Linked DNA regions of Homo sapiens: region 2 is linked to region 1. A link is a loop called in an ENCODE intact Hi-C map of the cell type or tissue named here. Cell type or tissue: dorsolateral prefrontal cortex. All regions are shown on one strand. Each heading gives the region's core, and the rest is flanking DNA. Links, peaks and the distances in the headings are about the cores only.

The links. A loop is a pair of places that touch in the nucleus more often than their neighbours do. Peaks named below come from ENCODE experiments on the same cell type or tissue, not always from the same donor. Only the 100,000 strongest peaks of a DNase experiment are listed, where the experiment ranks them.
Region 2: a loop joins it to region 1, with 4 times the contacts of the local background. A loop is called at or near these places in 9 of 110 quality-filtered maps.

Annotation. Positions count from the first base shown.
Region 1 is chr19:17,851,525-17,858,365 of GRCh38, reverse strand. No RefSeq gene overlaps it. Among named protein-coding and RNA genes, the nearest start is that of RPL18A, 5.0 kb to the left of the region's middle. In dorsolateral prefrontal cortex, for the core only: CTCF peaks have their summits at 2,391 and 2,599 (motif pointing right); a DNase peak (open chromatin) is centred at 2,605.
Region 2 is chr19:17,508,796-17,515,636 of GRCh38, reverse strand. It overlaps PGLS (6-phosphogluconolactonase), which reads right to left and starts at 3,988. Exons shown (of 5, transcript NM_012088.3): 1 at 3,677-3,988. The coding sequence starts at 3,964. It overlaps PGLS-DT (PGLS divergent transcript), which reads left to right and starts at 3,748. Exons shown (of 3, transcript NR_147835.1): 1 at 3,748-4,294. RefSeq lists enhancers at 2,515-3,170, 3,001-3,260, 3,223-3,517, 4,011-4,260, 3,828-4,484 and 1 more and silencers at 3,223-3,517, 3,761-3,810, 3,821-3,950. In dorsolateral prefrontal cortex, for the core only: CTCF peaks have their summits at 3,281 and 4,096; DNase peaks (open chromatin) are centred at 3,496 and 4,086; H3K4me3 peaks cover 2,085 bases; H3K27ac peaks cover 2,285 bases.

The DNA of each region.
Region 1 (6,841 bases), core at 1,553-4,052:
AGTAGACACAGGGTTTTACCATGTTGGTTAGGCTGGTCTCGAACTCCTGACCTCAGGTAATCCGCCTGCCTCCACCTCCCAAAGTGTTGGGATTACAGGCGTAAGCCACCGCGCCCGGCCCAATGATTTTCTTATTCCAGTACAACTTGGCTCCCTTCACCTCCTTTGTGCCGTTAATGTCAAATATGTTACCTTTCTCTATATTGTAGACCCAACAATACAATTAATATATAGTTTGTTGTTGTTGTTGTTGTTGTTTTGAGATGGAGTTTAGCTCTGTCGCCCAGGCTGGAGTGCAGCAGCGTGATCTCAGCTCACTGCAACCTCTGCCTCCCAGGTTCAAGCGATTCTCCTGCCTCAGCCTCCCGAGTAACTGGGACTACAGGCGTGCACCACCACGCCTGGCTAATTTTTTGTATTTTTAGTAGAGATAGGGTTTTACTGGGTTGGCCAGGCTGGTCTCAGATTCCTGACCTCAGGTGACCCACCCGCCTCGGCCTCCCAAAGTGCTGGGATTACAGGCATGAGCCACCGCACCCAGCCTGTTTTTTTGTTTGTTTTTTGTTTTTTTGAGACAGAGTCTCGCTCTGTCACCCAGGCTAGATTGCAGTGGCATGATCTCGGCTCACTGCAACCTCCACCTCCCAGGTTCGAGCAATTCTCCTGCTTCAGCCTCCTGAGTAGCTGAGATTACAGGCGTGCACCACCACACCCGGCTAATGTTTTGTATTTTTAGTAGAGAGGGGGTTTCACCATGTTGGCCAGACTGGTCTCGAACTCCCAACCTCAGGTGATATGCCCACCTCAGCCTCCCAAAGTGCTGGGATTGCAGGCATGAGCCACCGGGCCCGGCCAATATATAGTTTTGTACAATTGCTTTTTAAATATGTTAAGAGGCAAAGAGAGAAGAAATTTGCATTTATGCTACATTTTATTTTTATTTATTTATTTTGAGACAGGGTCTCACTCCATTACCCAGGCTGGAGGGCAGTGGTGCAATCTTGGCTCATTGCAACCTCTGCCTCCCAGGTTCAAATGATTCTCCTGCCTCAGCCTCCCAAGTAGCTGAAATTGCAGATGTGCGGCACCATGCCTGGCTAATTTTTTTTTTAATTTTTAGTAGAGACAAGAGTTTCGCCATGTTGGCTATGGCTGGTCTTGAACTCCTGACCTCAAGTGGTCTGCCCGTCATGGCCTCCGAACATGCTGGGATAACAGGCATGAGCCACTGTCACTGGCAGATCTTATTTTTATTTATTTATTATTATTATTTTTTGAGACGGAGTCTCACTCTGTCACCCAGGCTGGAGTGCAGTGGCGTGATCTCAGTTCACTGCAATCTCCGCCTCCCGGGTTCATGCCATTCTCCTGCCTCAGCCCCCTCGAGTAGCTGGGACTACAGGTGCCCGCCACCATGCCCGGCTAATTTTTTGTATTTTTAGTAGAGATGGGGTTTCACCATGTTAGCCACGATGGTCTCAATCTCCTGACCTCGTGATCTGCCTGCCTCGGCCTCCCAAAGTGCTGGGATCATGGGCGTGAGCCATTGTGCCCAGCCTTATTTTTTTGATACAGGATCTCACTCTGTTGCCCAGGCTGGAGTGCAGTGGCGAGATCTCTGTTCACTGCAGCCTCGAACTCCCAGGTTCAAGAGATTCTCCCACCTCAGACCTCCCGAGTAGTTAGGACGGATGCCATGAAACCCAGCTAAGTTTTATATTTTTTTCCTTAAACTCCTGACCTCGTGATCCACCCGCCTCGGCCTCCCAAAGTGCTGGGATTACAGGTGTGAGCCACCGTGCCCGGCCAAGTTTTGTATTTTTTGTAGAGACAAGGTCTCTCTGTGTTGCCCAGGCTGGTCTTGAACTCCTAGGCTCAATTGATCTGCCCACCTCAGCCTCCTGAAGTGTTGGGATTACAGGCGTGAGCCAAAGCACCCGGCCTTATGCAATCTTTTAAAATTACATACATTACCTTTATATGTGTTCTTCAGATTTTCACGTGGATTGGAATACATGTCTGGGGTCCCTTGTTTTCAGCCTAAAGAATTTATTTTGGGTGGGTACGGTGGCTCTCGCCTGTAATCCCAGCACCTTGCGAGGCCCAGGTGGGTGGATCACCTGAGGTCAGGAGCTCGAGACCAGCCTGGCCAACATGGTGAAACCCCGCTTCTATTAAAAAATACAAAAATTAGCTGGGTATTGTGGCGGGTGCCTGTAGTCCCAGCTACTTGAGAGGCTGAGGCATGAGAATCGCTTGAGCCTGGGAGTCGGAGGTTGCAGTGAGCCGAGATTGTGCCACTGTACTCCAGCCTGGGCAACAGAGTGAGACTCTGTCTCGAAAAAATATACATTTTTTTAGTATTTCTTGTGAGGTGGGCAAATTAACTTTTGCACTAAAATCTTTAGCCCAACTGTAGCACAGGTGGTTAGTTACCCAGTCCCTTCCTGGTGGACACTTAGACTGTGAAAATTCGGAAAACTGATGGGCGTGATGCGGGGCAGGGAGGCCAGGGGAGCAGGTCAGCCCTCCTCTGGCTGGGCTTTTCGGGGCAGGACGTCAGGTGAGAGGCGGCTCTATCCCAACAGCGCTGCCGCGAGTGTCCACCAGGTGGCAGCAGAACCATGTCCCATCTGCGGTGGCCCAGCTGAGGCCAAGCGCTAGACCGTTGAATGATACACAACCAGGTTCAAATCTTACCGATGGTTCGCTGGCCGCGTTGCCGCTCTGGGCCTCAGTTTCCCCTTCCACAAAATGAGGCCAATAATAGTCGCCAGCTTTTAGGGTTGTTGTGAGATTTAAATGGCGTATGATTGTTTGGACTGGGAAGGTTGAGGCCCTGCCCTTCCCTCTGTGCTGGAACTCACCGCTCTGGCCTCAGTTTCCCCAAAGTGCTGAGCGGCTACAAGCAGGTGGAAAGAGATGCTGGAAAGGGCAGAGCGCAGCCTGGAGCACAAATTGGATCCTGGGACAGCAGGAACGGGGCAGGAAAAGGAATTTAGGGAGGACAGGGGAGGAGGAAGAAGACGAGAGGGAGATCCCTGAGACCCAGCCCTGGCCTTGGGGCCTCGTGCTTCTGCCTTCAAGGCCTGGGTTGGAGTGGAGGGAGGGGCATGCCAGGGTGGGGAAGGGCACGGGTCGTGATGTGCTGTTTGTTTCAAAGCTTTATTATTTTTCTTTAGTTTCTTTTTTTTTTTGAGATGGAGTCTCACTCTGTTCCCCAGGCTGGAATGCAATGGCGTGATCTCATCTCACCGTAGCCTCTGCCTCCCAGGTTCAAGCGATTCTCCTGCCTCACCCTCCAGAGTAGCTGGGATTACAGGCACCCATCATCATGCCTGGCTAATTTTTGTAGAGACAGGGTTTCTTGTTTCCTTTTTTTTTTTTTTTTTGAGACGGAGTCTCACTCCATTGCCAAGGCTGGAATGCAGTGGCACAATCTCAGCTCACTGCAGCCTCTGCCTCCTGGGTTCAAGCCATCCTCTCCTGCCTCAGCCTCCTGAGTAGCTGGGATTACAGGCATCTGCCTCCACGCCCGGCTAATTTTTGTAATTTTAGTAGAGACGGGGTTTCACCATGTTGGACAGGCTGGTCTTGAACTCCTGACCTCAGATAATCCACCCACCTCAGCCTCCCAAAATGCTGGGATTACAGGCGTGAGCCACCGCGCCCGGCCCAGAGCTTTATTATTTTTCTTTTTGGTTGGGCACAGTGGCTCATATCTGTAACCCCAGCACTTTGGGAGGCTGAAGCGGGCAGGTCACTTGAGGTCAGGAGTCGAGACCAGCCTGGCCAACATGGTGAAACCCCGTCTCTACCAAAAATACAAAAATTAGCTGGGTGCAGTGACACACACCTGTAATCCCAGCTACTCGGGAGGCTGAGGCACGAGAATCACTTGAACCCTAGAGGCAGAGGTTGCAGTGAACCAAGATCATGCCGCTGCACTCCAGCCTGGGCAACAGAGTGAAACTGTCTTAATTTAAAAGAAAAAAAAAAGCTTTATTATTTTTCTTTCTTTTACATGTTGTCGGTGCCTGAGTGATGCCGTGGCCCCGGCTTCCTAGTGACACACCTGGCCTGGCAGGATTCCTCTGCCCCCACCTCGGGCCATGCAGGAATCTGACCTGAGCAGGCTGGTCCTGGGCTACTCTGTGTCTCTGTTATCACCATCCAGTGGGGCCCAGGCGAGGAGTTCCTGGTTAGCAGGGCTGTCCAAGGGCACCCCTGTCCCCCCTGTCTTTTTCCCAGGGACTTTGAAGGCACCAGTTTGTTCATCCAGGATCCTGGGCCAAGCCACAGCTTGGATCACGGAGCGTTCACAATGCTGATGTGCCTCATCCTTCCCACTCTTTCCCTCATCTCAGTTACTGGCACCAGTGCCTTCCCAAGGCTGGGCCCAAGACACCCAAATCTTGGTTTCTGACCGTTGGTCCTCAAAACACTGCAAAGCCACCCACTTGTATGCACTCCGGACTCCAGGTCCCTGGCCTTCTTTTTTTTTTTTTTTTTTTTTTGAGATGTAGCCTCTTTCCTGTCACGCAACCTTGAGTGCAATGCAGTGGCGCGATCTCAGCTCACTGCAACCTCCACCTCCCGAGTTCAAGCGATTCTCCTTCCTCAGCCTCCAGAGTAGCTGAGATTACAGGCGTGCGCCACCACACCCAGCTAATTTTTGTATTTTTAGCAGAGACGGGGTTTTACCATGTTGGCCAGGCTGGTCTTGAACTCCTGACCTGAGGTGATCCACCCACCTTGGCCTCCCGAAGTGCTAAGATTACAGGCATGAGCCACTGCACCCGGCCTTTTTTTTTTTTTTTTTTTTTTTTGAGACAGAGTTTTGCTCTTGTTGCCTAGGCTGGAGTGCAATGGTGTGATCTCGGCTTACCGCAGCCTCCACCTCCTGGGTTCAAGCGATTCTCCCACCTCAGCCTCCCAAGTAGCTGGAATTACAGGCATGCACCACCACATCCAGCTAATTTTGTTTTGTCAGTGGAGATGGGGTTTCTCCACGTTGATCAGGCTGGCCTCAAACTCCTGACCTGGGACTACAGGTGTGCACCACCATGCCCAGCTAATTTTTGTGTTTTTTTTGGTAGAGGTGGTGTTTCGCCACATTGCCCAGGCTGGTCTCAAACACAAGTTGTTTGTCAGAGACCAGCCTGCAATTCTCCCAGGGTGCTGGGATTACAGGCGTGAGCTACCATGCCCAGCCTAGGGGCCTCTTTTATAAGGGCATTAATCCCATTCATGAGAGCTCAACCCTCATGATCTAATCACCTCTTAAAAGGTTCCGATTCTGAATACCACCGCCTTCGAGGTTAGGATTTCAATGTATTAATTTTGGGGAGACGCAAACTCTCAGACCATCACAGTATTTTATCTTTTTCAGTGCTGCTGCAAAGGAAATTTTTCAAAATTTTTTTATGTTCCAATTGTTTGCTGCTGGTGTATAAAAATTCAATTGACTTTTGTATTGAATTCAACGGACTTTTTAAACCTGGTAACTTGCTGAATTTATGTATTAATTTCAGTAGTTGTCTTATAGATTCCCTTGGGTTTTTGACATAAACAATCATATCATCAGCAAATAGCAACAGTTTTATTTACCTTTTTTTTATTACTTATTTTATTCTGTTTTGCTTGTTACAGAATCTTGCTATGTTGCCTTTAAATTCTTGGGCTCCCATTTCAGCTTCTCCAGTAGCTGAGGCTACAAGCATGTATCACCATGCCCAGCCACACCTGACTTGTTTATTTTTCTCATATATTTTTTTGTTTTAAGACAGGATCTCGCTCTGTTGCCCAGACTGGAGTGTAATGGTGTGATGATGGCTTACTGCAGCCTTGTCCTCCCTGACTCAAGCAATCCTCAGCCTCCCAAATAGCTGGGACAACAGGTGTGAGCTATCACACCCTGCCAATTTTTAATTTTTTTTTTTTTTTTGAGACAGAGTCTCCCTCTGTCACCTAGGCTGGAGTGCAGTGGCGCGATCTTGGCTCACTGCAACCTTCACCTCCCGGGTTCAAGCGATTCTCCTGCCTCAGCCTCCTGAGTAGCTGGGATTACAGGCGCGCATCACCACGCACGGCTAATTTTTGTATTTTTACCATGCCTGGCTAATTTTTGTATTTTTAGTAGAGATGGGGTTTCACCATGTTGATCAGGCTGGTCTTGAACTCCTGACCTTGTGATTCTCCCACCTCAGCCTCCCAAAGTGCTGGGATTACAGGCGTGAGCCACCATGCCCAGCTTTTCTTTTCTTTCTTTCTTTTTTTTTTTTTTTAGACGGAGTCTCACTCTGTCACCCAGGCTGGAGTGCAGTGGCCCGATCTTGGCTCACTGCAAGCTCCGCCTCCCTGGTTCACACCATTCTCCTGCCTCAGCCTGCTTTTTCTTTTCTTATTACAGTGGCTAACATCACCAGAACAATGTTGAATAGAGGTGGTGAAAATGGACATCCTTGTCTTGTTTCCAATCTCAGGAGGAAGTTATTCAGTCTTTTACCATTTTTGTTTTTGTTTTTGAGATGTAGTCTCGCTCTGTCGCCCAGGCTGGAGTACAGTGGCACTATCTTGGCTCCCTGCAACCTCTGCCTCCTGGACTCAAGCCATCCTCCCACTTCAGTCTTCCAAGTAGCTGAGACTACAGGTGCACACCACCATGCCTGGCTAATTTTTGTATGTTTTGTAGAGACGGATCTCACCATGTTGCCCAGGCTAATCTCCAACTCCTGAGCTCAAATGATCCTCCCATGTTGACTTCCCAAAGTGCTCAGATTACAGGCATGAGCCACCGTGCCTGGCCCTGCCTCACTGTACTCTTAATTTTCATTTGGCA
Region 2 (6,841 bases), core at 2,085-4,584, 340 kb after region 1:
TGGGAAACTCATATACATCCCTCAGGCCACCTCCTCCGAGCAGCCACCCCCGCCTGCACCTGCCCCACTACAGGGAGTGGGGGCCAGGCTTGCCCAGGCCCAGCACCTGTGGCTAGCGCACAGTAGATGCCCTGGCCTGTGAATGGTGGAGTCGTTGGCAGCAGATTTAACTCAAAAGCACTTGGATCAAGGAGAAAGCTGCAGCCCTATCCCACTGAGAGGCGCCCCAGGGGCCCTGGTCTGCTCTGAGATGGCGTCCATGTCTCGGTGCCTCGTGTTTGTGCAGAGTCTAGCTCAGTGAGCTGAGGCAATGCTAAGGTGAGCCACGAAGTAAACGCAGGGGCTGACTGCCCTGAATGCTGACCTGAGGAGTATGAGCTCCACACTGAGGGCATTGGGGAGCCAAGGAGGGTGTGTGAGCTGGGGAGGGACACAATCGTATCCATAGTTGGAAAGACCACTCTGCTTTGTCCAAGGTCCCTGTGTTAATCTATGCAGCCTGCTATCACAAAACACCATAAACTCGAGGCTTATAAACAACAGAAAATGGCCAGGCATGGTGGCTCACGGCTGTAATCCCAGCACTTTGGGAGGCTGAGGTGGGACAATCGGTTGAGCCCAGGAGTTTGAGACCAGCCTGGGCAGCATAGTGAAACTTCGTATTTACCAAAAATAAAAAATTAGCGGCCTGGCACGGTGGCTCATGCCTGTAATCCCAGCACTTTGGGAGGCCAAGGCAGGCGGATCACCTGAGGTCAGGAGTTCGAGACCAGCCTGACCAACATGGAGAAATCCCACCTCTACTAAAAATATAAAATTAGCTGGGCGTGGTGGTGAATGCCTGTAATCCCAGCTACTTGGGAGGCTGAGGCAGGAGAATCACTTGAACCCAGGAGGCGGAGGTTGTGGTGAGCTGAGATCGCGCCATTGCACTCCAGCCTGGGCAACAAGGGTGAAACTCCAACTCAAAAAAAAAAATTAGCTGGGCCTGGTGGTGCACACCTGTAGTCCCAGCTACTGAGGAGGCTGAGGCAGGGGGATTGATAGAGCCCGGGAGCTGAAGGCTGCAGTAAGCCACGATCATGCCTCTGCACTCCAGCCTGGGCAACACAACAAGATCCTATCTCAAAAAAAGAAAGAAAAGGAAAGGAAAAGAAAAGAAAGTATAGGAAGGGAGGAAGGAAGGAAGGGAAGGAAGGGAGGGAAGGAGGGAAGGAAGGAAGGAAATAGGGTCTTTGCAGATGTAATTAGTTAAGAACAAGTCATAGTGGATTAGTGTGGGCCCTAAATCCAATGACTGGCGTCCTTATATAAGATGAGAAGACACACAGAATCCAAGAAGGCCATGTGCAGACAGAGACAGGAATTGGAATGGTGTGACCCCAAGCCAAGGAACGCCCAGAGCCCCCAGAAGATGAGGAGAAAATGAAGGATCCTCCCAAAGAGCTTTCAGATGGGGCGTGACCCCACCAACACCTTGATTTCAGACTTCTGGCCTCCAGAACGGTGAGAGAATAAATTCCTGTGGCTTTAAGCCGCTCAGTTTGTGGTCATTCGTTATGTAGCCCTAGGGAACCGATATGATTCCCCTCACAGAGAACCGGCAGAAGGAGCAAGTCCTGGCTTCAGGTTTGCTCCCATCACACGGCTTTGGCCTTAGCTGAGCCCTCTTGCCACAGCTTGACCATGGCCAGCTCCTGCACATGCTCCAGCTCTCAGCTCAAATGGCACCTTCTCAGGACCTCCCACCCCATAGCCCTTGACGAATGCTCACTCCCTATTCCCTAGCACTCTGCAGCATTTCACAATTATTTATTTTGAGACAGAGTCTCAACTGTCGCCCAGGCTGGAGTGCAGTGGCATGATCTCAGCTCACTGCAACCTCTGCCTCCCACATTCAAGCGATTCTCGTGCTTCAGCCTCCCCTGTAGCCGGGATTACAGGCACACGCCACCACACCCAGCTAATTTTTGTATTTTTAGTAGAGATGGGGTCTTGCCATGTTGGCTAGGCTGGTCTCCAACACCTGACCTCAGGTGATCCACCATCCTTGGCCTCCCAAAGTGCTGAGATTACAGGTATGAGCCACCACGCCCGGCCAAAAACCTGCTTTTTTTTTTTTTTATCTTTAAGACAGTCTCACTCTGTCGCCCAGGGTGGAGTGTAATGGCATGATCTCGGTTCACTGATCATGCCTCACTCCTGCCTCAGCCTCCCGAGTAGCTGGGATTACAGGTGCGCACCACCACACCTGGCTAATTTTTGCATTTTTAGTAGAGACAGGTTTCACCATGTTGGTCAGGTTGGTCTCAAACTCCTGACCTCGTGATCCGCCCGCCTCAGCCTCCCAAAGTGCTGGGATTACAAGCGTGAGCCACCGCACCCAGCCAATTTTTGTATTTTTTTTTAGTAGAGACAGAGTTTTGCCATGTTGGCCAGGCTGGTCTCGAAATCCTGACCTCAGGTGATCTACTCACGTCGGCCTCCCAAAGTGCTGGGATTACACGCGTGAGCCACCGCACCCGGCCAAAACTTTTTAATGATGCTCTTGGAAAACACACACAGGAAGGCGGAAGTTAAATGTGTACCCAACTACGAAGTCAGATGAGGCAGGATCACACCCTGGCTGCCCCTCTGGTCACTAGATGCCTTGGGCAGGTAAGCTCACCTCTTCTGGCCTCAGTTTCTCCATCTGTGAAATGAGTGTAACATCTCATAGGCTGTGGTACGGACTCATGAATTGATGCATATAAAGCGTTCAGTAAGCCTTTTCTCTTAATAAAAAACCCACAAAACCATCATCAGCTCAAGATTCTATGCAAAGAGAAGACGGCACACCCAGCATGGGGTGTCCCTTGACGCTGCCAGACTCAAGTGACTTGAGGTTCCTGGCCTTTGAGCCCGCCCCTCCCACTCTTCCCTCGGCCAGGCCAAGGCTCCTCCAAGCCTCAGTTACCCTGTCTTTAAAAGAGCGCGCTCCTCTGATTCTATAGAATCCTGAGGCTCAAAGCCAAAGATGAACAGCCTGGAAGCAGAGCCATCAGAGCGGCAAAGCTGCCCAGGGATCCCCGAGAACTCGCTGGGGTTAGAGATCAGGACCCTGAGATTCAGGCTCTACACCTGATTCCTCGTGCCCCCGTCCGCTACGGGGCTGAGTTATGGGCATCGTTTGACATGGGCCACTCGGATTCCCTTCCAGGCCCTTGCCCGTGCCGTTCCCTCTGCCTGGCCACCGGATGAAGCAGGAAGACGGACTGCAAGTAGACCATTTCTAGCCCTGCCTAGATAAAGGCAGAGGGCGCAGTGAGGTCCTGCGGGACCCACTGTAGGCGGGGTTCAGGAGGCGGGCGAGCCCTGTCGGCTAGACCCCCAGCGGCCCCCGTAGTCGAGGTGCAGGCAGTGGGCGTGACCATCTCGGCATGACCCCCAGTGGCCCCCGTAGCCGAGGGCAACCGGTGGGCGCGGCCCTCTTGGCATGACCCCCAGCGACCCACGTAGCCGAGGTGCAGGCAGTGGGCACGGCCCTCTTGGCATGATACCCAGTGGCCCCCGTAGCCGAGGTGCAGACAGTGGGCGCGGCCCTTTCGGCATGGCCCCCGGCGGCCTCCGTAGCCGGGGTGTAGGCGGTGGCTGTGGCCCTCTCGGCGTGATCCCCGGCGGCCCCCGTAGCTCTCACCCGGTAGAGGCCGTACGTGCTCTCGGCGTGATCGAAGGGCACGAGGCGCTCGTCGCAGAAGCCCAGCGTCCAGCGCGCTAAGCTAGCTGGCCCGGCAGGGGCGACGGCGGCGGGTAGCTCGCGGGCTAGCATCGAGACGAGGCTCCCGCCCGACAGGCCGAGCGCGAAACGGGCGCGGGCCCCTGCCAGGCAGCATGCTGCGCGCTGGGCCACCAGCTGCGCTAGCGCCGCACCCAGCTCCTGGGAACTCGAGAACACCGAGATGAGGCCCGGGGCCGGCGCGGCCATGGCGAGGGCGGCGGCGGGGAGGAGGAAGCGCTCCCTACGGCCGTCGCTAGTACGCCTGCGCAAGGGCCGGCCCTGCCGCTTGGTTTCGAGTACTTTGGGTGATTGTCTTTGGCACATGCGCAGTGAGGCAAGTGAAGCACCGCGAAGGTCGGGCAGTCGGTCCGGCCCTACCCATTGAATCTTTGCCTGCTGTGCCTGAGTCGAAGTGAGTTCGGGAAGCCAGTGCCCGAATGCTCAACCTTGCTGTATCAGGGAGGGCCGGAGAGGGGAGCTCAAGAAGAGGACGTCCTATCGAGGTGGCAGGGATTTTCTGAAGGAGGGCGTATTTTGGTGAGTTTTAAAATTCCTGCACCGCCGGGCGCGGTGGCTGACGCCTGTAATCCCAACACTTTGGGAGGCCGAGGCGGGCGGATCACGAGGTCAGGAGATCGAGACCATCCTGGCTAACACGGTGAAACCCCGTCTCTACTGAAAACACAAAAAATTAACCGGGCGTAGTGGCGGGCGCCTGTAGTCCCAGCTACTCGGGAGGCTGAGGCAGGAGAATCGCTTGAACCGGGGTGGCGGAGGTTGCAGTGAGCCGAGATCGTGCCACTGCACCCCAGCTTGGGCGACAGAGCGAGGCTCCATCTCAAAAAAAAGTAGGGGATGAAAATATGCTTGTTGAATTTTTTTTTTTTTTTTTTTTACATTTTCCGGACGGACGGGCTCTTGCTATATGGTCTAGGCTGATCTTGAACCCCTGGGCTCAAGCGATCTTCCTGCCTCGGCCTCCCAAAGTGGTAGCATTCAGGCGAAAGCCACTGCGCCTGGCCATGCTTGTTGAATTTTTTAAGCTAACCCTCCTAGTGTGGTGGTGTGTCCCTCTGAGTGCCCAGAAAGGCCTCCAATCGAGTTCTTGCCTGGACAGAGGGCTGGAAGGGGAAGAAGGCCTGGTGGGCCTGGGGAGGCTGGGCCACTTCTGAGAGTGGGATATTTCAGTGATGTGTGTAAGCGCAGTTCAACTCACACAGGTAGTGGATTTTAAAATCAGTAGCAAATTAAGAAAACAATTCCATTTACCATAGCATCATAAAGTATAAAGTAGGCATAAATTTAATAAAAGAAGTACAAGACTGTACTTCTTGAGAGCTGTAGCTGGGCTTGGTGGCTCACAGCTGTAATCCCAGCACGTTGGGAAGCCAAGGCTGGACCCGGTGGCAGCTGCCTGTGGTCCCAGCTACTTGGGAGGCTGTGGTGGGAGGATCACTTGAGCCCAGGAGACTAAGGCTGCAGTGAGCTGTGTTCCTGCCATTCCACTCCAGCCTGGGCAATAGAGTGAGACCCTGTCTCGAAACAAGCAAAAGAACTAAAACTTTGGTGAAAAAAAAAATTAAAGATGATCTAAATAAATGGTAAGACATTCCACGTTCATGGATTGGAAAGTATAATATTGTTAAGATGGCAGTACTCCACAAATTGGTCTACGGATGCAATGTAATCCCTTTCAAATTTACAATGTTTTTGTTGAAATTGACAAATTGATCCTAAAATTAATAATAAATTGCAAATGGCCCCAAAATAGCCAAAACAATATTGAATAAAATACGAGGACTCATACTTTCTCATTTCAAACAATAAAAAGGTACAATAACCAAAACTGTGGTATTGGCATAAGGATAGACATATAAATAAATGATTGGAACTGATGCAGAAATAAACCTATGCATATATGGTCAACTCATCTTTGGCAACGGTGCCAGGACTATTCAAAAAGAAAGGAGGGCTGGGCGTGGTGGCTCACGCCTGTAATTCCAGCACTTTGAGAGGCCAAGGCAGGTGGATCACCTGAGGTCGGGAGTTTAAGATCAGCCTGACCAACATGGAGAAACCCTGTCTCTACTAAAAATACAAAGCCTTAGCTGGGCGTGGTGGCACATGCCTGTAATCTCAGCTACTCGGGAGTCGGAGGCAGGAGAATGGCTTGAACCCCGGAGGTGGAGGTTGTGGTGAGCTGAGATCACGCCATTGCACTCCAGCCTGGGCAACGAGCAAAACTCTGTCTCAAAAAAAAAAAAAAAAAAAAAGGAATAGGCCAGGCGTGGTGCTTCACGCCTGTAATCCCAACACTTTGGCAGGCCAAGGTAGGCAGATCACCTGAGGTGAGGAGTTCGAGACCGGCCTCTCAAATGAAGTAGAAACCCCATCTCTACTAAAAATACAAAAATTAGCCAGGCGTAGTAGCTCATGCCTGTAATCCCAGCTATTCGGGAGTCTGAGGCAGGAGAATGGCTTGAACCCGGGAGGCAGAGGTTGCAGTGAGCCAAGATCGCGCCACCGCACTCCAGCCTGGGCGACAGAGCAAGACTCCCTCTTAAATAAATAAATAGGCCGGGCGCGGTGCCTCACGCCTGTAATCCCAGCACTTTGAGAGGCCGAGGCGGGTGGATCACGAGGTCAGGAGATCACGACCATCCTGGCTAACACGATGAAACCCTGTCTCTAGTAAAAATACAAATTAGCCAGGTGTGGTTGCAGGCGCCTGTGGTCCCAGCTACTTGGGACGCTGAGGCAGGAGAATGGTGTGAACCTGGGAGAAGGAGCTTGCAGTGAGCCGTGATCTCGCCACTGCACTCCAGCCTGGGCAACAGAGCTAGACTCTGTCTCAAAACAATAAATAAATAAATAAATAAATAAATAAATAAATAAAACCCAAAAAGTCTGTTAATTAATAAGAAAAACTAACAGAGTTCAAGCCTAAGAGTCATTGGGATTATTTTCTGGCCAACTTGGAGGGAACTTCCTAGACACTATTGCAGCTAGAGGCTTTGGAACAAGAAAGTTCACTGGGCCACTGTCTCACCTGGAGCCCCTGGCAATGAGTCCATTCCCCTTCTT